Regions from separate parts of the Homo sapiens genome. Here region 1 is linked to region 2. Evidence: chromatin loops called from intact Hi-C (ENCODE). Cell type or tissue: HepG2. All regions are shown on one strand. Each heading gives the region's core, and the rest is flanking DNA. Links, peaks and the distances in the headings are about the cores only. Region 1 overlaps VTI1A (vesicle transport through interaction with t-SNAREs 1A). Region 2 overlaps VTI1A (vesicle transport through interaction with t-SNAREs 1A).

The links. Hi-C counts contacts between places; a loop is a spot of excess contacts. Peaks named below come from ENCODE experiments on the same cell type or tissue, not always from the same donor. Only the 100,000 strongest peaks of a DNase experiment are listed, where the experiment ranks them.
Region 1: it touches region 2 in a loop (7-fold over the local background); 1 of 110 quality-filtered maps calls a loop at or near these places.

The regions. Positions count from the first base shown.
Region 1 is chr10:112,744,708-112,756,123 of GRCh38, forward strand. All of the region lies in intron 7 of VTI1A (vesicle transport through interaction with t-SNAREs 1A), which reads left to right. Among named protein-coding and RNA genes, the nearest start is that of MIR4295, 120 kb to the left of the region's middle. RefSeq lists a silencer at 9,243-9,537. In HepG2, for the core only: no CTCF peak of the experiment used is centred there; a DNase peak (open chromatin) is centred at 6,284.
Region 2 is chr10:112,682,938-112,694,353 of GRCh38, forward strand. All of the region lies in intron 7 of VTI1A (vesicle transport through interaction with t-SNAREs 1A), which reads left to right. Among named protein-coding and RNA genes, the nearest start is that of MIR4295, 54 kb to the left of the region's middle. In HepG2, for the core only: a CTCF peak has its summit at 6,565; no DNase peak of the experiment used is centred there.

The DNA of each region.
Region 1 (11,416 bases), core at 3,947-7,946, 62 kb after region 2:
GTGCTGGGATTACAGGCATGAGCCAAGGCGCCTGGCCTACTATTGCACTTTCGATGTTGTCCCTTAGCTGTGCATCGACATCCCTCCCTGTCGGAGCTCTTACTAGAAGCCAGCTACATTGCAGATCCAGCACGTTCAGCATCTTGTCTCATTTCATCCTCACAGCAAACTGAGATATCCAGGGGTAGAACAGGTTTTGTGGGACCTGAAGCATTTACAGTTTGGGGTACTCCCTGAAAGAAACATTAAACTCAGTAAGTTATGAAAGTTAATGATTGTCTAGGTCAAGAAAAGAAAGTACAATACATTTTTTAAAGCAGGCAAATACTACAGGCACCATAAAATGCAGGAAAAAAGTAGTTTTATTAATTAACTGATTGACACATATGTAATACTTTTTTTCCCTATGTTTTTTGGCTGCATAATCCCTGGCCATTTCTTCACCTAATAATTATTTTATGACTTTTTGTGGAGAGAGTAGGAAGAGGGTTAACTTCTTCCTCTAGCATGGTTGATCAAAACTTGTTTTTTTTTTAATGATTGAAAGTTTTATAAAAGCTTCTTTGGCTCTGTGGTTCAGTATTAGTAATGTCGTGGAAGTTTTTAAGATTGTTGTCAAATGAACATATCTCTCACTTTTTGTCTATATATGAGCTGTAGGATTTGGATTTTTTTTTCTCAGACTAGTTTCTGGCTCTATACATTTTGTTTTTGTGCCACCCACGTACCTCCAGTGTCGAGTGCTCTCACTATGTTCACATTACAGTAAGACCTCTGAGCCTGCACCTTTGTGTCCCAGTACTCCATGAGTTGACCATCTCCAGCTCAACACAGCTGACAGTGATTTAACCAGACATGGAAATGACTGTGGACATGTGAATCTATCCCACTACATCCAAAGTAAATTATCCCTAACTCAGCTTCCCCTTAGCTGGATCCCAAAAGTGCTCACAGCCACACCGATGCTGTCCAACATGAAAGGGAATAGTAGAAAGTCAGTCGTCCTAACCATGCATTGCAGTTACTGTATCTTATTTTTACAAAGATATTTGGCCAAGTGAACATATTGCTAAGACCTCTTTCAGGACCTTGGAAGGAGCCCAAACAAGTGAAGGACTGACCCTGAAGCCCAGAATGAAGCTGAGAAGCCACATGTGAATCTCCTAGCAGATTTGTGCAAGGTTACTCAGGTAGCAAGAGACAGAGCTAGGATTTAAACTCAAGTCTTTAGAGGCCAATTTAAGAATCTTTTAAATTATGCTAATTCATGTCTTGTATTACAAAACCTTTCCCTTCCCTATCCCACCTTAGTGCTCAGTAAGTACATAGCCATTGGTCAACATTTGCTACAGAAAAAATGGACATCTAAGTCTCAAAACAGGTTTGCTGTGTTCTTGATCATATTTGGGCCAACTTCCTTGAAGACTCTGGAATTTCATGTCTATTTGAAATCAATTTTATGATATAGAATTTCAGATAAATCTGTACGAAACAAAACTCACTGCCTCTACTCCACCCATGTTTTAGAAACCATGTTGCTCCTCATTCATCTGGGAGTATTTCTCAGCATGCCCCAAGGACTGATAAATATAGTACAGTCCTTAGGTTTATCCTGGTGTCCCTAAGAGTCACAGTTCAGAAATGGTGGGACACTCTTAATTAGAAGGGGGACAGCCAGCAGCGACCCTGCTTTCAGTGCCCTGGCACCTACAGAAAAAAGCCTTTCTGTCTGATAAACCCTCTGGTGTGTGCAGCCCACCGCTGTACACATGGGCGGAACTCGCTCTCACAGAACAAGTGTGTTTGCCAAAACAGGGAGTGAAGTGTCTTGCAAGGCCACTTGTTCCAGAAGAAAGACAGGATAAGGGAAGTGGCAGAAACTGTGATAGGGAAGGAGTTTTTCCACGCTAACAAGCGTGAACCGATAAGCCTGACCTTATAGACAAATGTTGAGGGTCCTAAGAGCACCTCTCAGGCCAAAATTAACTGAGCAAATTTGACTTGGCTTCCCATTTTATAATGGAAAAAATTCCTAGGGAGAAAGAAAACTCAACATTGGCTGCTATCACGGCTGATGGATTTGACTTCTTATCTGCCAGATTTTCCTACTAAACAAGTCAATGGAATCACTTTCTAATATGTCCGAACTAGAAGGTTGCATGATAAAAATATGTTAATAATATTATCATTCTTACAGTCCCTGGGCCAAGAATGTTTACAGTCCTTATCTCATTTAATCCTCACAAGAACCCTCTGGGGCTATTTCAATTTACAGATGAAGACAGTGAGACTCAGAGAGATCCAGTCACTTACCCAGCGCAGTCACACAGCCAACAAGTGGTGGAGACCAGATTTGAACTAGGGCAGTCAGATTCGGGGGCCTGTGCATTTATCCACTGTTACACAGTGAGGTCCATCTGAATCTTATTCCTGTTTCCCTCCTCGGGACTCCACCGGGCCTCCAAACACTTCCCATAAATGGGGAATGCCTTAAGACACTCTCTGAATGTTACCTGTGATGTGGGTAAAGCAAACAGGAGCTGTTTTTATCATCTGCCACAAGTATTCTTATTAGCATGCATTGCTTGATGACGGGGATACGTTCTGAGAGTTCATCGTTGTGCGAACATTACAGAGTGTGCTTACACAAACCTAGATGGTAAAGTCTACTACACACCTAGGCTGTAAGGTATATCCTATAGTGCCTAGGCTACACTCATGTACAGCATTTTACTGTCCTGAATACGATAGGCAGTTATAACACAATGGTTAAGTATTTGTGTATATAAACATAGAAAAGTTACAGTAAAAATACTGTATTATAACTATAGTTTCCGTTGTTGACCAAAACGTTGTTAGGTGGCCGATGACCGTAATTGTTTTGTTTTGTTTTCTCTTGGGGTGCCTAGAATAAAACATAAGAATATTGGTAAGGGAGCAAAATAAATATGTATTGGTCCCCGAAAGGCTTGATACATGCTTGATTCTTCACCCTTACCTGGAGACTGGGTTGTGTAGAAGGAGGCCCTCAAAGAGGAATACGGAGAGTATGGCTTCTTCCTTCTGGCAAACTCAGAGTTCAGTGCTGCCCCTTTGGGGGCTGGAACAAGGTTCCCCATGTGTTTCTCAGTTGTACCTAGCAATTTCCCTAGGAAGTTTTTGAAGTTTCCAGGGTTGGCAGCCACACTCATATGGCCCGGCTGGAGGGTACAGTGGCAATCCAACGCCCAGACAGGGTCCTGGACGTTGGACTCCTAGACCAAAGCGGAGAGGAAGTGATGGGTCAAGGCGACAACAGGGAGCCTTAGGAGAATGTGTGCTCCAACCCCTCATCTCATAGGTGGAGAAACTGAGGCCCAGGTAGAGGAAGTGACTTGCTAAAGGTCACTCAGCTAATCTTGGTGGAGCCAGCACTAGGATTCCTGACAAGAGACCCCTTCCACCATAGGCTGCTGACATGCCCGGCTCAGGGCAACATCACCCACCCAGACAGGTACCTCCCACGGCAAAGCCTAAATACACAATGTTAGATTAGTCATACAGCAATCCAATTTGGGGTTGCATTTGGAAATTGTACTGGTACTGAAAACAACAATAGCCAGAGAGGCTTTGCCCATTTTTCTCAGGTGGCTAGATTTTCAGTGTAGAACACTAAAAAAGCTATTTAAATTAACTCTATTTTATTCGTACAGTTGGGGACTCATCTATAAAAACACATGTTGTCACATTACCTGAGCCAGTCAAGTTTTCTCCAGATTTATATTCCACAGCAGAGATGCAGGGAAGTTGCCCAACAAGTCCTTTATTACTTATTCTGAAAGCCAAGATGTGCCCTGGATAATTATACACATGTACAAATAACCCACACACAAATGACACCTGTTACTCTTTTTTTTTTTTTAATTTAGAAACCTTTTTTTTTTTTTTTTTTTTTTTGAGACGGAGTCTCGCTCTGTCGCCCAGGCTGGAGTGCAGTGGCGCGATCTCGGCTCACTGCAAGCTCCGCCTCCCGGGTTCACGCCATTCTCCTGTCTCAGATTCCTGAGTAGCTGGGACTACAGATGCCCGCCACCATGCCCGGCTAATTTTTTTTTTTTATTTTTAGTAGAGACGGGGTTTCACCGTGTTAGCCAGGTTGGTCTCGATCTCCTGACCTCGTGACCCACCCGCCTCAGCCTCCCAAAGTGCTGGGATTACAGGCGTGAGCCACTGCTCCCAGCAGAAAATGTTTTGTCTTACATGCTTTAAGTATATTCTTATCAAAACCTTGGAGTTACAGATTTAGTTCATTCGAATTATGGAAAAGTCTACCGTATGACCCAATGAGTAAAACCAATCTTCGTTGTCAAATAAAACAACCAGGTAGACTGATTTTCTAACAGAACAAGTCTGACATGATTTTTTTTCTGTTTAAATATATGCATTAATACATGAACCAAGGACAACCACATCACTTCTGTTCTAATTCTAGGGTAGTTGCGAAGCCAGTCCAGTGGCCTTAGGTGGATTTATGGAGTGTGGAGCTTTAAGCCTGTCTGTGAATTTGGCATATGGGGCAGAAGGCACTGCCACCTTCAGTACTGCTTACTGACACTCTATTTGCTTTGTCCTCACAAGACTTTCTCAGAAAAACTACATTCTTTGAAAATGAGGGTAGGGGGTGGAAAACGTGAAACCATGAATGAAGATTGTCAAAAGTTGCACCACCCTAGTCTACAATACATCTGAATTCAGATCATCCCAACAAGGGTTGAATGCTGCTTCACCCTTGATAGGAATATGTGTAAGACAGGGAGGAAACTCAGAGCTGTAGCTGGGATCTGTGGCCCTTGATGAAAGGAGTAGCTGCTTACAGCAGTCCTTCGTATTGCCTGTTTGCCTCTATGGAGGTTTTTACACTTCAGGCAGAGCTACTTAGTAAAGTGGGAGAAGGCATTTAAGGAAAGAGAGGGAAAAGAACTGCAAGATACCTGGATTGCTTTTAGCAAATAATACATATAGGAGGGACCTGGAAATCAGTTCCCTTAAACTTAGCTATGCTCTAGTTTGAAGACTTCAAGAAAAATCCTTCTAGATACTGACAAGAGGCCATATACCCAGGCATTTTTTGCAGCACTGGAGTAGCAGAAATTTAGAAGCAACATAAATGTTCATCATTTGGGAAGAGGGTCGATGCAGTAGCATACTATATAGCTGTTAAGTGAACCATGCACACATATATGCAGTTTGAAACTTACATTGAGTCAAAAGATAATTTTCAAATATGCTATACACAAAGTATTATGCATGTTGATATATATGTAGTAAAAGTATAAAAACAGGGACAAGCTTCAGGTTAGTAGTTACCTGGAGGTAGAGATGAATGAGGAGGAACTGTCACATGTTATCTTATCAAAAGACCAGCTCAGCCTTCCATGGGATTAAATCAATTATTGTCTTTGGGGAGAAACAAAGAGACTGACTTTTTTTTTTTTAGTTTTGTTTTTGTTTTTGTTTTTTGAGGTAGGGTCTCACTCTGTTGCCTACACTGGAGTGCGGTAGCACGAGCATAGCCCACTGCAGGCTCAAACTCCTGGGCTCAAATGATCTCCCCACTTCAACCTCCCAAGTAGCTAGGACTATAGGCATGCACCACCATGCCTGACTAATTTTGTAATTTTTTTTTTGGTTTTCTCGTTTGCTTGTTTTTTGAGAGAGGAGGTCTCACTGTGTTGCCCAGGCTGGTCTGGAGCTCCTGGACACAAGCAATCCTTCCTCTTCAGCCTCCCAAAGTGCTGGGATTATGTGAGCCACCACACCTAGCCAAGACTGATTTTTAAATCTGTGTCTTGTGCAACACTCTAATGGCAGAAAGGGCTTTAGAGTTTCAACTTAAGCTTTTGTGGGAGAACAAACTAACTGAGCTGCCTCTCACCTAGGATACTCCTACAGCCCAAACTACGAGTTCAAGAGAATTCTATCTTGGAAAGGACTGAGTCTTATTAGACTGCTTATCCCTAATACTCTGCAGAGTCATCCCTCATTTATTTTTTAATGAAATTTGACAAAATATGTACACTAAGTCTCCTGTAGAATGGCCATAATTTGTGCTTAGGAATGCATAATTTTATCAGGATCTCTGTAATTAGATATTGTGCAATAGAATAAAAAGCAAATACTGTGTGTCCCATGGCAACCTCGGCCTTTAGTATCTCACTATCTTTGAGATAACAAAGGTTTCCACAGACACACGTACCACATGGGATTTTTAAGTAGACATCCAGGAAGAGAACGAAAGTTCCCCTGTTGGTTTTCCCCTATTTTTAAGTGTGAGTGTATGAATGTGTGTTTTGTTCTCTTCCTTTTATATTGCCTCCTGGATTTGGGTTGTTTTCCTTTATCTGTCCGGACTGTAAATGTGGATATGAAGGTTCATAGTCCTGTAGAATAACGTCAGTGCTTGAGCTAGTGTTTGGTGTGAAGTACCTATCTTTTGAAGGGAGAGAAAAGAATTACGACTGTGGTAAGATTTAAGAGGACAGAATTAAGATTATGTAAGGGTTGAAGAAAGGTTTGCTGGGAATGTGGTGTGTGTTTTAGCAGAGACCCCAATGACCTGCCAGGGCACGTAGAGAGAGCAGGCTACTTGAGGGCAGGGAGTAGACCACCGCCATTTCTGTGACCTCACATCTGGCATGGCCAGGCACACAGTAGGTACTCAATAATTAACTCCCTGCTGTTTCCCTAATCATGTAGAGGAAAGCAACAATGTTCAGTAATTAACTGTTTAAAAAAAAAAAAAAAAAAAAAAGCCCTGCAAGCTGCATCTTTGCTTCTAGACCAAGAGACAGCTGCCCACATCTCATGGGGATGCAGTTAGGACATAATTTAAAATATCATCCATTTCTTCTAAAATGTGTAGTTTCTTTGGAGGCAATTGTAGCCACTTTTGTAAATAGGACCAATAAAGGGGATAAAATTGTCCATCACTCCACTGAAATAAGGAAATAGAGCAAGAACCTAGGAGTTATAGTACTCTACTAGAGATTACACATTATAGAATAGTGCAGAAAGCAAGCCACATGAAAGGGTCAATTTAATGTCGCATCCTGCAGAGGTGAGGAGTTGATCTCCAACTATTCTCATTGGTTACACAATCACATTGAGGTATTTAAATCCTGGCAGGTGGGAGCCTTTGCTTCCTTTGCTCAACGGTGAATTCACATGGTGGTGTGGTAGGCAGAGGTTGCACGGCATTCTCTAATAGCTACAACTTACCTAGTCTTATCCAGTATAGGTATCAGGGAAGTGATTACACATGTTCAGATACATCAATTTAACAGTAATCAAAGAGTTCTTTTAACTTAGAACTCAGGGAAGTCAGGTCTGTCTTCTCAAGCTGAGAAGAACCAAAGTCATGGTATAGACATAACCATACACAGGTAATGTAAAACTATAAGCTGAAAACAGGTATAGAAAAAACACGAGAAGATGCAGTTATGAGAGGGTTGCAGATGCTAATGACCAGTTCCTCCCAACTAAGCTGTGGTGAGACCCAGAGTCAGGAGCTACCAGGACTGAATCCAGCCTGGCTCCAGCCAGGGTCCCCTTCTCTGTTGTCATACTGATTCCATTTTGTCCTCTGATCCCCCTCTGTCTTTTCCAGGTTTGTGCTATTCTGATTACATTATCGACTAGTCTGAAGCAGAGCTGATATCTCTTTACCGGGGAGTCAGCTTCACCAGCCACAGCTGCTGAAAGAATAGCTTGGAGATTTCACCCACTGCATTTCTGTTGCTCAAACTTTTTGACCTTTGTGCTATTTGAGAAATCTTTGAAATGCTGAAGGTATGATTCTCCTTCAGGGGGAACATGCTTTGGAAAAACGCCCACTTAATAAAATGTATTTTCTTTCTGCTGTGGCTGCCAGGGTTTTTATAAGGCCCATTTGCTTTAGCTAGGTGAAGAACAGCTTCTAGAATAGATGTTGCCTCCACTTAGGAAACTATGGATTGTTTTCTGTATTGAACTATCACACTACAGTATTAGTGTTTGGGGAAGAAAGAATTCTGCTGCCTGGTTGGTGTTCTGCTATTTACTACCTTAAAATTCATCCCATTGGGGTTACAGTGGCTTGGCAGTCTCTTTTGGGTATAGTGTAGACTTATTTTTGGTACTTCAGCTCACTTACATGGACTTGTTTTTTACCAATGCCCTTTTTTTTTGTATGATAGAGGTCTATAATTTGTGGACTCCGAAGCTACATTTTACAAATCAATAAGAAAGACATGAAGCCTGAAAAACGGTTTTTTTTCCCTGATTTGTATGTGTATCTTACATAAAATTTCTTCTAAATTAAATTAGATTTAATTATACATTGGAAAAAAATTACCTTTAAAAGGATCAGAGTTTATAAAATAGATGTAGCCCTGAGGCAATGGTGTTATATGAACATTCTACCTGTAACATATACAGATTTGCGATGTTATCAGCTATTAGACTCAACAACTTATTTTTGAAAAAATAATCCTTTGCCAGGTTTATACACATAAGAGAAACAGCCAAGAAACTTTACTCTTTTAAATATAATAATAATAATAATAATAATACAACCTGGAGTTTCATAATCAGAAAGAACAGATGTCCCCAAGACACTTTTGTCAACTCTAGAAAGGGATTAAGTTTGTCTTTTATTTTTTGTTTTTTTCCCAAAATTACTATCCTCAGAGAGGGAGAAAGTATGCAAATCCTAGAAAGAGTTTATTCTCCTTAAAAAGAGAGAATTTTCCCTCCAGGGTTATTGTTTGCTCTTGAGACAAAACCTGTAATTACTATTATCTGATAGTGGATAGCATGGCGTGCGCTATTTGCAAAGAATTTTTTCCATCATTGTTTTCATTGGCCATTCGGAGATATAATTTGGTGATGAAAATTAGCTATTTTCCCCTGGTAAGGGAAAAGAGACTATGCAAGAGCAAAAATAGACTTTTTTCCCCAGACTTCTGTTCTGCCCACCCAGAGTTGAAGTCGCCAGGAGCAGAGTATGATTATTTTTCGTGAATATATTCATATGAAAAGAATTTGATATTTCTTTCTCTCACGGTTGGGAAAGCCTCAATTTCAGCTTATATCCTTGACTTTGTGGGGCTTATAAAAGAGAAAGAAAACCCTTTTGGAAAGAAACCCTTTAGGTCAGAATGAATCAAACCAAGAGAATTTCCAAGCATCCTTTCCACCATCAAGTCTAAAACTGTAAGAAGAAGAACAGTATACACAGCACAGGTCAGGATTGTGGAGCCAGGAAGAGATCCAGCACGCAGACGTCTTGCTGCAACTTGATGTAAGTGTGTAAGTTGGACCGCGAGAGAAAATAAAGCTGTCATTCTGTTCGGGACATTGCACTCTGCAAAAACAAGAAAACTTTGGGAAAATGTTAAGCCCAAAGCAAGCACGTAGAGGTTCCTTAGAAGGTACACCCACGGAGAAAGGGACTGTTGACTTCTCAGGAAGTTATGAAATCTCCTATGTAAAATGTAGTCATGTTTTTGTTATTACTTGATTTAACACTCCAGGAACTTAGCCCAAGCCAGCTGTGATCCTCAGGCCGCCCCGCTCATTAAAATCCCCCCCTTTCGATTCAGACTCCCTCTACCATGACTGACTCCTGCCCAGCCTGCTGTCTGTCAACTGATTCTCTGTAGAATCCAGGAATGTGCCTGTTCAGTGCTCCCAGGAAGTTTCTTCTTAACTGCTGCTTTTCTATCTACAAAAGTAAAAGTTCATTGTAGAAATTCTGGAAAATTCTGAAAACCACAAAGAAAAAGTTCACGACACAGTAATTCTCACCTGTACACACAGTGTACTGTTAAAACTTTGATGATATAAAGCTGTTAATATTTTTTAAGCATTCACACTAATTCTGCAGATACCAAGAGCTGCAAGAAATCACCTAACATGGAAGAACTGAGGCTTTCAAACCTCATTCTTAAGGACAAAGGCCACATCGTCTCTGTCTTTATGCCCTGGCAGCTGGCCAGGCACCCAGCATGCAGGGGGGCACAGAGTGTCTGCAGCATCCACAAACTTGGGGTTTCCGAGGAAAGGGAAGGCAACAAACTAGAATCGGTCTAGGAAAGAGGAAAAGAATTAGTACTTCTCTCAAATGGAGACTATAAAATATATTCCTCAATGATGACATTTTTCTGAAAATGTCAAAAATGTGTTCATAAGATGATTTGGGGACTGGGGCTCAAAGGTTTCCAAGGCTGTTCAGAAGATAGGTTTGCTTAGCTGGGCGCGGTGGCTCATGCCTGTAATCCCAGCACTTTGGGAGGCTAAGGTAGGCAGGAGTTGAGGCCAGGAGTTCAAAACCAGCATGGCCAACAGGGCGAAACCCTGTCTATACTAAAAGTACAAAAATTAGCCGGGCATGGTGGCACACGCCTGTAATCCCAGCTACCTCAGGAGGCTGAGGCACGAGAATCATTGGAACTCAGGCGGTGGAGGTTGCAGCGAGCCGAGATTGTGCCACTGCACTCCAGCCTGGGTGACAGAGCGAGACTGTCTCAAAAAAAAAAGAAAGAAAGAAAGAAAGAAAAGTATGCTTCAAATTCTGTGACATATCTGCCACCCATAGCAGAAAGATGCCCGCTTGGGAAAGCAGACCCCAGCAGATGCTCTTTGGGAAGAGGCCATTATCTGCCAGGGTGGGGGCCACACTATCCACCTTCAGTACTTGATTCCTGGTGGAGAGTGGGTTAATGAAGAATAGTGGAGAAGTAGGAGTGCTTGGTATCCAGGTCCTTATAACTTACCAGGGTCTGCACGTGGACCAAATGTCCCTGCACGGAGCAGCGCCCATAAACAGATTACAGAACAGCCATTCGTTAATCCCAAAACAGTTTTCTGTCAGTTAATTAGAAAATTCATCTTATTTTGCCTCCAGGCCCTGTAGCCTTATTGCATTTGCACATATTTCAAAATGTTTCAAGTACTGACCAGATAACATTAATGAATATATTAGATAGGCAAACGCTTTTAAACAAAAAATAATAAACATACTTGTGTGTATATATATAAAAAATGTTAATTTCGTCTGGAGCCAAACAGGTAATTTTCCCCTCAGCATTTTTTCAGTCAGCTAAGACAGGTTGGCCTAGGAGTGCAGTCAGCCTGTCTGCAGTCTCTGGCTTGACTTGCATACCAGGGTCAGAAACAGACAGCGAGATGATCTGATTGGCCCAAGTCCAGAGCATGCTCACAAGGGCTTCTTTGATGAAAGGGTTCTTGGTAAGTACTGTACCAAAAGCAGCCTGCCACCCTCCTTTCAAAGATACCCATTTAGAGTAATTCCCAGAAAGGAAAAAAACAGCGAGAAAAAGAGAGAGGGAGGGGAGGAGAGGGAGAAAGAGCTGAACTACGGGATCACCGCAAGAAT
Region 2 (11,416 bases), core at 4,165-8,164:
CATAAAAAGTTCCTCTTCCCTCTGCCCGCAGGAAAATTAGAATTAACTACAGCTTTTTCTTTTGAAATGGAAAAAGAGAAATAAAAATATGGCACCAGGTTTTGGCTCTGGCTGGATTTCCACAGAGCATGCAATCTATGATAAGTGATGAGAATTCTTGAAGCAAAGCATGCTTGTAGTTTCAACATTGGAGATGCTATAAAAAGTAGATGAATGCAAAGAATCTTTTTACCAAAAGATGTACCTATAAAATCAAATAGTCTTTCCTTCTGTTATTCATTTGTTCATTCACCAAATATTTCTGGAGCAGTTGCGATTCCCCAAACACTGGGCTAAGTACTAGGGATGAGAGTGTAACATATAACAAGGTCCTGCCCTTATAGTGCTTGGCCTGAGTTAGTAATTGGTAGGAACATGAAAGTGAACCTGAGTGGTCTTTGGTAGACTATAGGCAGAAAGTGGTTGCTGACCTCAGAAAGATTTGTTTTTCTGCAATATTACCATATCAAAGATATGACTAACTTGTTTTATTTGGGAATATTCTTTTTAAATCATATTTTTCCTATAAAACAGAAAATAGTAATATTAAAGGAATTTTTAAATAAAAAAATTGTTTTTAATCCCTGTACCTTGAAGCAAGCTATTCCTTTGACCCAAGTATTCCCTTCCAATCTTTCAGTCATGTTTCAAGTTCAATATTATATTGCTCTACTCACTTAATATTATAATCTTAAAGTTTCCACATAGCCTTTGTGATTTGTATTTTTGCCAAGTTTTAAAAAGTTATTATAATAACAAAGGATTTTTAAAAACCTCTCATTTGGGGCCAGGCACGGTGGCTTACACCTTAATCCCAGCACTTTGGGAGGCCGAGGTGGGCAGATCACCTGAGGTCAGGAGTTCGAGACCAGCCTGGCCAACATGGCGAAACCCTGCCTCCACTAAAAGTACAAAAATTGGCCGGGCATATTGCTGGGTGCCTGTAATCGCAGCTACTCAGGAGGCTGAGGCAGGAGAACCGCTTGAACCCGGGAGGTAGAGGTTGCAGTGAGCTGAGATCGTGCCACTGCACGCCAGCCTGACAACAAGAGCAAGACTCCGTGTCAAAAAAAAAAAAAACACCTCTTATTTTGTAAGGGTAAAAAACGTTATCAAGAAACAGGGAGAAAATTATTCATAATTATACTGGCTAAAGGTCACAACTATTAATTGGCATATTTTATTCCAGTTTTTTCTGTGTATTTTATGTACAACATATAAAACTTTATATCCTATTATTTGCATTAAGAGTAAACGGAAAGTGTTTTCCCATGCCATTAAAAACTCTTTGTAATCATTATTTATATGGTTGTATGGTATTCCCTCATAGAAATATTTCCTTTCTGTTAAACATACAGGTTTTTTCTAGCTTATAGCTATACAGTGAAGCTATGTATCTTCATTCATAAACTATATTATTTGCTTAGTGTGGCATCCTTGAAGATAATAAATGCTCATCTCTTTTTTTTTTTTTTTTTTTGAGACAGAGTCTCATTCTGTCACCCAGGCTGCAGTACAGTGGCGTGATCTTGGCTCACTCCAACCTCCGCCTCCTGGGTTCAAGAGATTCTCCTGCCTCAGCCTCCTAAGTAGCTGGGATTATAGGCACGGGCCATCACGCCCAGCTAACTTTTTTGTATTTTTAGTAGAGATGAGGTTTCACCATGTTGGTCAGGTTGGTCTCGAACTGCTGACCTCGTGATCGGCCCATCTCGGCCTCCCAAAGTGCTGGGATTACAGGTGTGAGCCACCACACCCGGCCTGCTCATCTCTTTTATGACTTCCTCATTCTTGAGTTCTTAGCTCTCTAATCTTGAAGTCAGCTGGGATATATCTTCAAATAACTTTTCAAGAAAGGTATATGATTTGGATCTGTTTTTTCTATATAGGAACTGCCACCAACTGCATATATGTGACATACACATGTGTATGTATCTGTGTACATTGGGCTGGCCGTAATATTTTTAGATCCTACCCTTCTTAGGAATCTATAGATGTGGAACCATTGTCTTCTGGCATTTCGTGTTTCAGAATAGCAGAAAAATAGACCAATTTATGATACTCTGGAGTGACATGTTGTAGGTTTTCTTTGTTTAGTTTTGGTTTTTTAAATCTTTGGAATTGAACAGAGTCTAGATATTTCTATATATGATGACTTTCACTCATTTTGCATGGATCACAGAACTTTAAATCTGCAAATTCAAGTCTTCCCTCTACCTACCAGAAGCGGTTTTTTAAAAATCATGTCTTGGATTATTGCTTCCATTTCAAATTTTCTGGTGTCAGGATCATCCATGATTCTCACACTAGACCTCTGTATCTCTTATGTTTGTCATGTTTTAAAAATAATTTTTTTCTCTTCTTTTTCTTCTCATTTATCTCCAACACCATTAACTCCCCTCTCTAGCATTGTTTCTAGTCTGTGCTGCTGGTTATGTGAGTATTAATGCTGCTGTTGCATTACTGGTTTCCTTGAAATCTTTTCTTTATCCTATTGCCTCATCTCTTATCTCCTTGAAGTCTCGCTGGTTCTTACCTTACCGTTTTCTGCCCTGGCTTTATAAAGCTTTACCTTCTTACTGTTTTTATTAAGGACACCAAAGTATTTTCAAAAACATTTTTTGGTTTCTTTAGTTCATAAGTTTCAGAATCGCATTCTTTCTCAGAATCTTTAGGATGTTGTTGTTTTTTTCCCCCCTTGTTCTGTAGTATTGATTTTTCCCATCAACCTCATGTTATTTTGAGTTTTTTATTTAGTTACTTTTCAAAACGACTTCTTGAATCTGCAAATGGAGAGCTGCTTGATATGCTCGCCTCTGTCCCAATTCCCTTTGTCTGTGGACTGTCTTTATTGGAAAGAAATGAGACTTCTTCCTTCTCCCACTCCTTGACTCTGTTGGGAAAAATGTCCACCCCTTATGTGTACAACTGTCATATCCTTCCCAAGCTTACCCTGCCACCACCACAAAAAAACACACTATTTATGAAGACCACAGTTCCCAGAATTCAGTGCATGATGCCATACCTTCTCTATAGCTACCTAATACTGATTTATTGTTTTCCTGGGAACTCTGGTTTCCTTACTGCATATGGAACAGAAACAAGATGGGGAATGTGGAGAAAAGGAAAAGAAGACAGCAGTCCAAATACCTCCTGAGTTACGATACTTATAAGAGAGATTGCATCTTGATTTCTGGTTGTTACAAACCATGCACTTTCTATCTAGTAGAAGACTATGTGGCAGGTGAACCACTTCTTTCATTTTTCAGCACAGTTCATTTTTTGTAGCAGTAGAAAATCCTAGGCTCTGGCAGTTTGTGATGTAAGTTTTGGTGGTGTAAATTTTCATCATCTTCTATTTTCTTCATTCAAATGTAATGGACACTTTGATAGGGGCAGCATTAGGATCCATGGAGAGGCACCATTGTAAACTGGAAGCTGAGTGATTTTTAAAATTGCCCTAGATAAGGGGGCCATACAAACTATTTCTATAGCCCTACCCTTGGGCCTGTCTGCCTGGGTGGTCCTGTTTTAACTGTTGGTATTTAATTATTGATGATTTACTGACACAAGGCATGGAAGCCTTAGGGAAAATGAATTCCGACGTGCTAGTTTCTTTAGATGAATCTTCTTTGAGGTTTAAGTGTCCTTCTAAGTGGTATAGTGAGGCAGGATTTCGGGGGCCATTTCAAATACTGCCTCGCAAAGTCAGCCACGGTGTAAGTGCCTACTATATGCTCTGGACAGAATGAACCTTATTAAAGGGCCTAGTTCTTTCATAGTTTTCATGTAACCCATTGATGTCTTTCTTTTCACACGTTATTTCCTCTTGAACATCACTGGTTTCGTGGTGTTTTTCTAAGGCTTCTGAAAGGTACTACAAACTATGTATATAGACAGGATTGAACTCCACCAGAAGGTGGAATTTTTCTTTAGGGGCACTGTGCCATCAAAACTGAGCTGGTGCCCAAATGCCTCCCTTTAGAGCTTGCTGCCTTGATCATGCAGCTGAGCTGTCTTCTCAGATGCTCTGTGGGCACCGCTGTAACCTGTTCCCTCAGCTCTGCTGAGTGTGGCATAATCAGATTCCTTGCTGAGAATCGGTGAATGGAGGGGTAGAGGGGAGCCAGGGCTAGATCCTGGAGGACTTTAGGAAGCTGCAGATCAGATCAGAGAGCCTGGATAGGCAAGGATGAAATCAAACTTCACCACATCAACAAAACAGGCCTAGGCATACTACAACTTTTTTTTTTTTTTTTTTTTTTTTTTTTTTTTGAGACGGAGTTTTGCTCTGTCTCCCAGGCCGGAGTGCAGTGGCGCGATCTCAGCTCACTGCAAGCTCCACCTCCCGGGTTCACGCCATTCTCCTGCCTCAGCCTCCCGAGTAGCTGGGACTATAGGCTCCCACCACCACGCCCGGCTAATTTTTTGTATTTTTAGTAGAGATGGGGTTTCACCTTGTTAGCCAGGATGGTCTCGATCTCCTGACCTCGTGATCTGCCCGCCTCGGCCTCCCAAAGTGCAGGGATTACAGGTGTGAGCCACTGCGCCCGGCAACTTTTTTTTTAAGCAACAATTTTGCTTTAATAGGACTTGAAAATTTTCACCCAGTTTTGCTTTAGGGAAAAATGTATCAACAATATGTCTTGTCAAGATATTATTTTGTAACATTTTCAGAATGAAACCCATCTCTGGGCACTGGGGTTCATTCTTGGTGCACAACTGCCTCGTTGATCAAGTTCTCTGGCTTTTATTATTTCTGCTTGCAAATAGAGATACAAAACAGCCAGCCTCAGAAGAAGGAGGGGCTGATTTCATCAGCATGACTAAAGCTGACAGAGTACTTGAGAGGACCTGGCAGGGTACTGCAGAACATCTTGGCCTTGCAGATCTGTGAGAAGGAAATGGGCACAGCCCTACAGACATGAACCAATGGACATGATATGGAACCATCCTGGCCGGTGACCAAGTCTTTTTTTTTTTTTTTTTTTTTTTAAGACTGGGTCTTGCTCTGTCACCCAGACTGGATTGCAGTGGCGCGATCTCAGCTTACTGCAACCTCTGCCTCTCAGGTTCAAGCGATTCTCCTGCCTCAGCCTCCCAAGTAGCTGGGATTACAGATGTGCGCCACCATGCCCGGCTAATTTTTGTATTTTTAGTAGAGACAGGGTTTCACCTTGTTGGCCAGGCTGGTCTCGAACTCCTGACCTCAGGTAATCTGCCCGCCTCAGCCTCCCAAAGTGCTGGGATTATATGTGTGAGCCCCTATGCCTGGCCAAGTCTTTTTCTTCTCATTTTTATTACACAAATAGTAACGTCAAAGCAAAAGAAAACTTTTTTTTAAAGAAAAGGAAAAAAAATCACTCCTAACACCATAACCTACCCCATCTACAATGATCTCTCCCCTCCCTTTTTTTTAGTTTTTACTTTTTATTCATCTGTTGACATTTTTCTTCATATGGCTCTAATTGTAGTGTAGCCAGTTTTAAGTTCTGCCTTTTTGTTGTTAACATTGCAGCTTGTACTACTAATGTCAATTTTTTTCTTTTTTTTTTTTTTTTTGAGATGGAGTTTTGATCTTGTTGCCCAGGCTAAAGTGCAGTGGCGCAATCTTGGCTCACTGCAACCTCCGCCTCCTAGGTTCAAGCCGTTCTCCTGCCTCAGCCTCCCTAGTACCTGGGATTACAGGCACATACCACCACACCCAGCTTATTTTTTGTTTGTTTGTTTGTTTGTATTTTTAGTAGAGACGGGGTTTCATCATGTTGGCTAGGCTGGTCTCAAACTCCTGAGCTCAGGTGATCCACCCACCTCAGCCTCCCAAAGTGCAGGAATTACAGGCATCAGCCACTGTGCCTGGCCTACTAATGCCAATTTTTCATAGTTATTATAGTTATTGTCAGTAGTGGGTTTTTTAAAAATCAAGTTATTATGACATATATGGAGGCTCAGGAAAGCCCAGCAGTGTGTGGTTGACATTAATTTGGTTTCAGAAAATAAAAGGGCTGCCTCTAGCATGTCCTTAGAGCTCCTCAGCCTGGTATTTAAGAGCACTCTCAGTTTTGACAACTGGGTACTGAGAATTATTTGTACCTTTCTATAGTGACCATCCAAACCACTTGCATGTATTAATTTTAACGTGTTTGATGATAATATTGATGACAAAAATGTATGTATAAGCAGAGCAGGCAAGTCACTCTGGTAGGGAAAAGTGCAGTGAATTCCAGAAATAGCCCCACTTTTCCCAAGGTATTCCCTACCTGACTGGAAGGTAATACTGAACTTGGGTTAAGGCTCCATGCATTGTCTTCATCAGATGTCAGTGCTTGGAAATGTCATCAGTAACAGTCATGTGCACCTACCTGGTCATGTGTTAACCAAGTGTAATGTGTCTCCACCTTGCACAAAGCACTGAGGGGCAGCCTCTGCATTCTGGAGGTCAGGAGGAGGGCCTGAGGGAAGGGTGGTTTTGGAGCTGACTCCAGGAGACATGGGTGGGGTGCCCTGGTAGGAGGTGCTGGACAGCCAGGGGGCAGCATGGGAGCATTTTGTATGTGATGAAGGAGGACAGAGAATTGGAAGAGGGGGATAAACGAAAACGTCACCGTTCTTCCTGAGCCCAGCCCTGGGGAGGATGATGGATGACTTTTTGTCATCTTTTGTATTTCCTCGGGGCAGCTAAAGCAGAATCTCTCCACTGAGACCAGAGGTTGAAAACTGGAAGTCTGTGGGCCACAAGTGGCCTACAGATTTTTTTACTTTTGCTCTGCACAGTTTTTTTTTTAATTATTATTTACATACAACAAAATTCACCCATTTTAACTGTAGAGTTGGATGTTTGTTGGTATGCATATGCAGCTGTGTTGCCTTGCTCCACCACCACACATCAAGATATAGAACAGTTCCCTCACTCCAGAAGTTTCCTCCTACCCCTTTGCATTCAAATCTCTTTCCCCACCCTGCCACAGAGAGCCACTGATCTGCTTCCTGACATTAGAGTTTTGCCTTTTCTAAAATTTCATGTAAATGGAATTATACAGTGTGTCATCTTTTGTATATGACTTCTTTCATTTGCATAGAGCTTTTGAAATTAATCCATGTAGTTGCATATGTCAGTATTTCATTCCTTTTAATTGCTGAGTAATATTCCAGAGTGGGGGTATACTACAATTTATCTATTCACCAGTAGATGAATGTGTAAGTTGCTTCCAGTTTGGGGCTATTTTAAATAACGCTGCTGTGAATATTTGTGTATATATCTTTTTGCAGACATAGGTTTTCGTTTCTCTTGGTAAATACTTAGGAGTAGGATTGATGGGTCATATGGTAAGTATATGTTTAATTTTATAAGAACCTATCCGATTGTTCCCAAAGACACTGAACCATTTTGCAGTCCCATAAACATGGATGAGAGTTCCGGTTGCTCTCCATCATTGCTCTTAAAGCATCCAAACACTCAGAACCCATTAAAGGGCCACATGGCCTCCAGCTCACCCCAGTTCCTATTTGACCTATTTTCCTCATTTACATTACCCACCTGTAACCTGTAGGTTTGTGACCTGTGCCATTGAGCAACTTTATGCTCCATAGCATATAGCAGGGTGTGACAGTTAAGAGCAGGGTCTATGGAGATTCTCGGTTGGAATCTCCATCTTGCCATTTATAAGCTGTCACTTTGGACTTCTCTCTGAATTCGCTTCTTCATCGGTAAAATGCTAAAAACACCTTATTTATTAGCTGGCTAGTTGTAAAAATGAAAAATATAGAGCATGTGAAGCATCCATCACAGGACTGGGCCTGTAGAAAATGTACAATAGATGGTACCTGTTAGTATCCATGCAATAGCCCCATGATTGTCTATTATATGTGTGTGCATCAGAGTCACCTGCACAGATTCTTTTTAAAACATAGGTCCTGCCCTAGCCATAGGTGCCCCTGCCCCAGCCCTCCTTCAGAATGAGAACTTCCCAGGCTGGGCCTGTGCATATGCATTGTTTTAAAGTCCCATAGTTCGATCAAAGTGGTTCACACCTGTAATTCCAGCATTTTGGGAGGCCAAGGCAGGCGGATCATTTGAGGCCAGGAATTCAAGAACAGGCTGGCGAAACCCCGTCTCTACTAAAAATACAAAAAAATTAGCCAGGCATGGTGGTGTGTGCCTGTGCTCCCAGCTGCTTGGGAGGCTGAGGTGAGAGAGTCTCTTGAACACAGGAGGTGTAGGTTGCAGTGAGCCAAGACCATGCCACTGCACTCCAGCCTGGGCAACAGAATGAGACTCTGCCTCAAAAATAAATAAATAAATAAATAAATAAATAAATAAATAAATAAATGAAAGTTCCACAGATAATTGGTATGAGCATCCTTGGCCTACAACTGTTGGATGGGAAGATGTAGCAAGGAACCCTACATTCTAAACTCAGTTCTACTGCCAACTAGCTATGTGACTTTGGACAAATCACTTAATCTCTCTGAGAGAGCTAGTTTAGTTGAGATATGACTGTAGCAAATTTGGTCTTTCACAATGATTAGGTTCTTCTTGGTGGACAGTAGCTACATTTCGAGGCAGAGGAATTGGAGGTGGTTGAGGGCTATGCCTGTATCACAAGTGATATATCCAAATGAAAGCAAATCTCAGCCTGGATTCAGGCATACATAGAAATGTGAGTTAGCAGGCATGCACAAAACCATCACTCAGCATGTCCAATAGGCCCAATGAAGTCCTGTCCTCTTTCCTGATGGGAGGGTACATTGACAGCAACTTGCATGGAAGGTTCACTTGAGGCAGATGTGAGACTATGCAGCAATGGGAGTTGGCTAACCTTCTAGTCAAAGTGACATGGTAAAATCCTCCCTTGAATGGATGGATTCAGACCAAAATCTGAATTCAAGGACACCATTCAGGGAGACTCAATTGGGATCACTGCATTCTGATAACCTTTCCATGCATGCTGTGGAAGTGCAAGTGACACTATTTCAAGCCAGTCCACATATCTTCAATACTGTTTCTAATGTCTTAATAATTATTAGTTATGCTAATTAAGAGTAATTAATTAATAAGATAAAGATAGCTGCCACACATGTATGAGCTGCCTCTGGAATGTGGCTTTTCATTAGTCTTTTAAATGTTACTAAACACCTCTGAAATGTATATTCCCATTAGCCCACTTCAGTTACAAACTCACCACCCTAGAGTGTAGATTAAAATAACTAATGCACATATATGTCTCCCTATCTGTGCAGAAATGCTTTAAAGTTAATTACAGACGGTATAACAGTTGATTTCTGGGGTTCCATCCAAACTTAAGATTCTACAATTCTACAAATGAAGGGTCCTAGTAAATGTACTTGTTTCTCCTCATTCTTCTGTCTGCTCTTTCTGGAAGCCTCTGAATTCCCCAGGCCATGTCAGTGTCTTTCCCCTCCCTGCACCTTCATGGAAGCACACACTTCTTTCATGGCATCTTACTTCAGGCCCAGAAACATGCACTGAGGATTCCAGCCTTTGTAAAATGGCATCTCTTTTGATTTACCCACACTGACCTACCTTATTTCCCAGATGTCAATGATTTGAGTAGTACCATCACTGTTTTTATTGTGGGGAGGTGGGGAGGGCATACCTACCTGCCTAACACCTATATTATTTTTCCTTTAAATTGGCACAATTTCTTCTTCTTTAGCTTTATCGCACAGAGTATTGCCCATGGTTTTAATGTGCTAGCTATGCATTTTTTCACACGTTAAAATAGATGCATAACTAAATACCTGAAATAAAATGTTAAAAGTAAGTAATCATCTGCGTGTTGCCTAAAATCAGCTCTCGTTTCTCCAGTGGTCTGCACACATCACAGTGGGAACCACTGCTGCACTGGCCTTGGCGGGTTCCTTGCCCATCTCCCCACCAGACAGTGAGTCCCTGGAGGACAGGGACGAGCTTTCATCTCTGCCTCACCGTGTCAGTAAATCTGGTGCCTTGTGCATAATATGCATTCAATAAATGTTTGATGAATGAATGTCTCTCTCACGAGCACAAGTGAAATACCACAGCAAACACAAATATCTGCTATTTTCTCTCACTTTGATTCCCAACCTCTGATAAACTCTTAAGCACTCAAACATAGAATCAAAACATAAATAAGTACCAAACATGTGTAAGTGAAGTGCAGCCCATTTTTCTACCTCTTAAAACTTTTTTCTTAAGTAACTGTTATTTATTTAGTTCCCCTAATGTTAAGGGGAAAGAAGTTAAATGATTTAAATTTGTAAATAATTCTTTAAAAATAACTTAACTGGCGGGGCGTGATGGCTCATGTCTGTAATCCCAGCACTTTGGGAGCCCGAGGCAGGCAGGTTGCCTGAGGTCAGTAGTTCGAGACCAGCCTGGCCAGCATGGTGAAACCCCATCTCTACTAAAAATACAAAAATTAGCCAGGCGTGGTGGTGGGCACCTGTAATCCCAGTTACTGGGGAGGCTGAGGCAGGAGAATCTCTTGAACCCAGGAGGCGGAGATTGCAGTGATCTGAGATTGCACCATTGCATTCCAGTCTGGACAACAATATTGAAACTCTGTCTAAAAAATAAATAAATAAGTAAATAAAAATAAAAATAGCTTATCTGACACAAGGCTCAAGGCACCTTCACCATGTAAAATGTAAAGATCTTGAAGAACTCTAACTTCCGAGTTGAAAATGGTGCTTGAACAAAAGCAGTGATCAAATTATTGTCTCAGTTTCCCAGAGGAAGCACAAAAGGTAAATTAAAAGGCCCTAGTTGCTCTTTCTGAGTGCTGACTGACCCAAGATAAATATGCACTTGGAGAAATAAAAGGCACTTCTGGCCCAAGAGCCTGTACACATTCAGAGTCTCCACGGGATCACTGTGCCCTCAGTCTTTGTCCCACTGTAGAACAAGGCATTCCTGATCCAAAACTTAAAATATTTTATCTGTTTTAATGCGAGGCTCGGTGGCTCACCCCTGTAATCCCAGCACTTTGGAAGGCCAAGGTGGGCGGATCACAAGGTCAGGAGTTCGAGACCAGCCTGGCCAATATGGTGAAACCCTGTCTCTACTAAAAATACAAAAATTAGCCAGCTTGGTGGCGCGTGCCTGTAATCCCAGCTACTCGGGAGGCTGAGGCAGAAGAATCGCTTGAACCCAGGAGGCGGAGCTTGCAGTGAGCTGAGATCGCGCCACTGCACTCCAGCCTGGGCGACAGAGTGATACTCCATCTCAAAAAATATATATTTTTTATCTGTTTTAATCTGGACTGCCCTTCCCATCTCCCTCTCCACCCCAGAAGCCTTAAAGCTGCTTGAGGGCAAGGGACTGAAGCTTATTTTGCTAGTACCTTGCTAGTTCCTGGAACAGAATGGACACTCA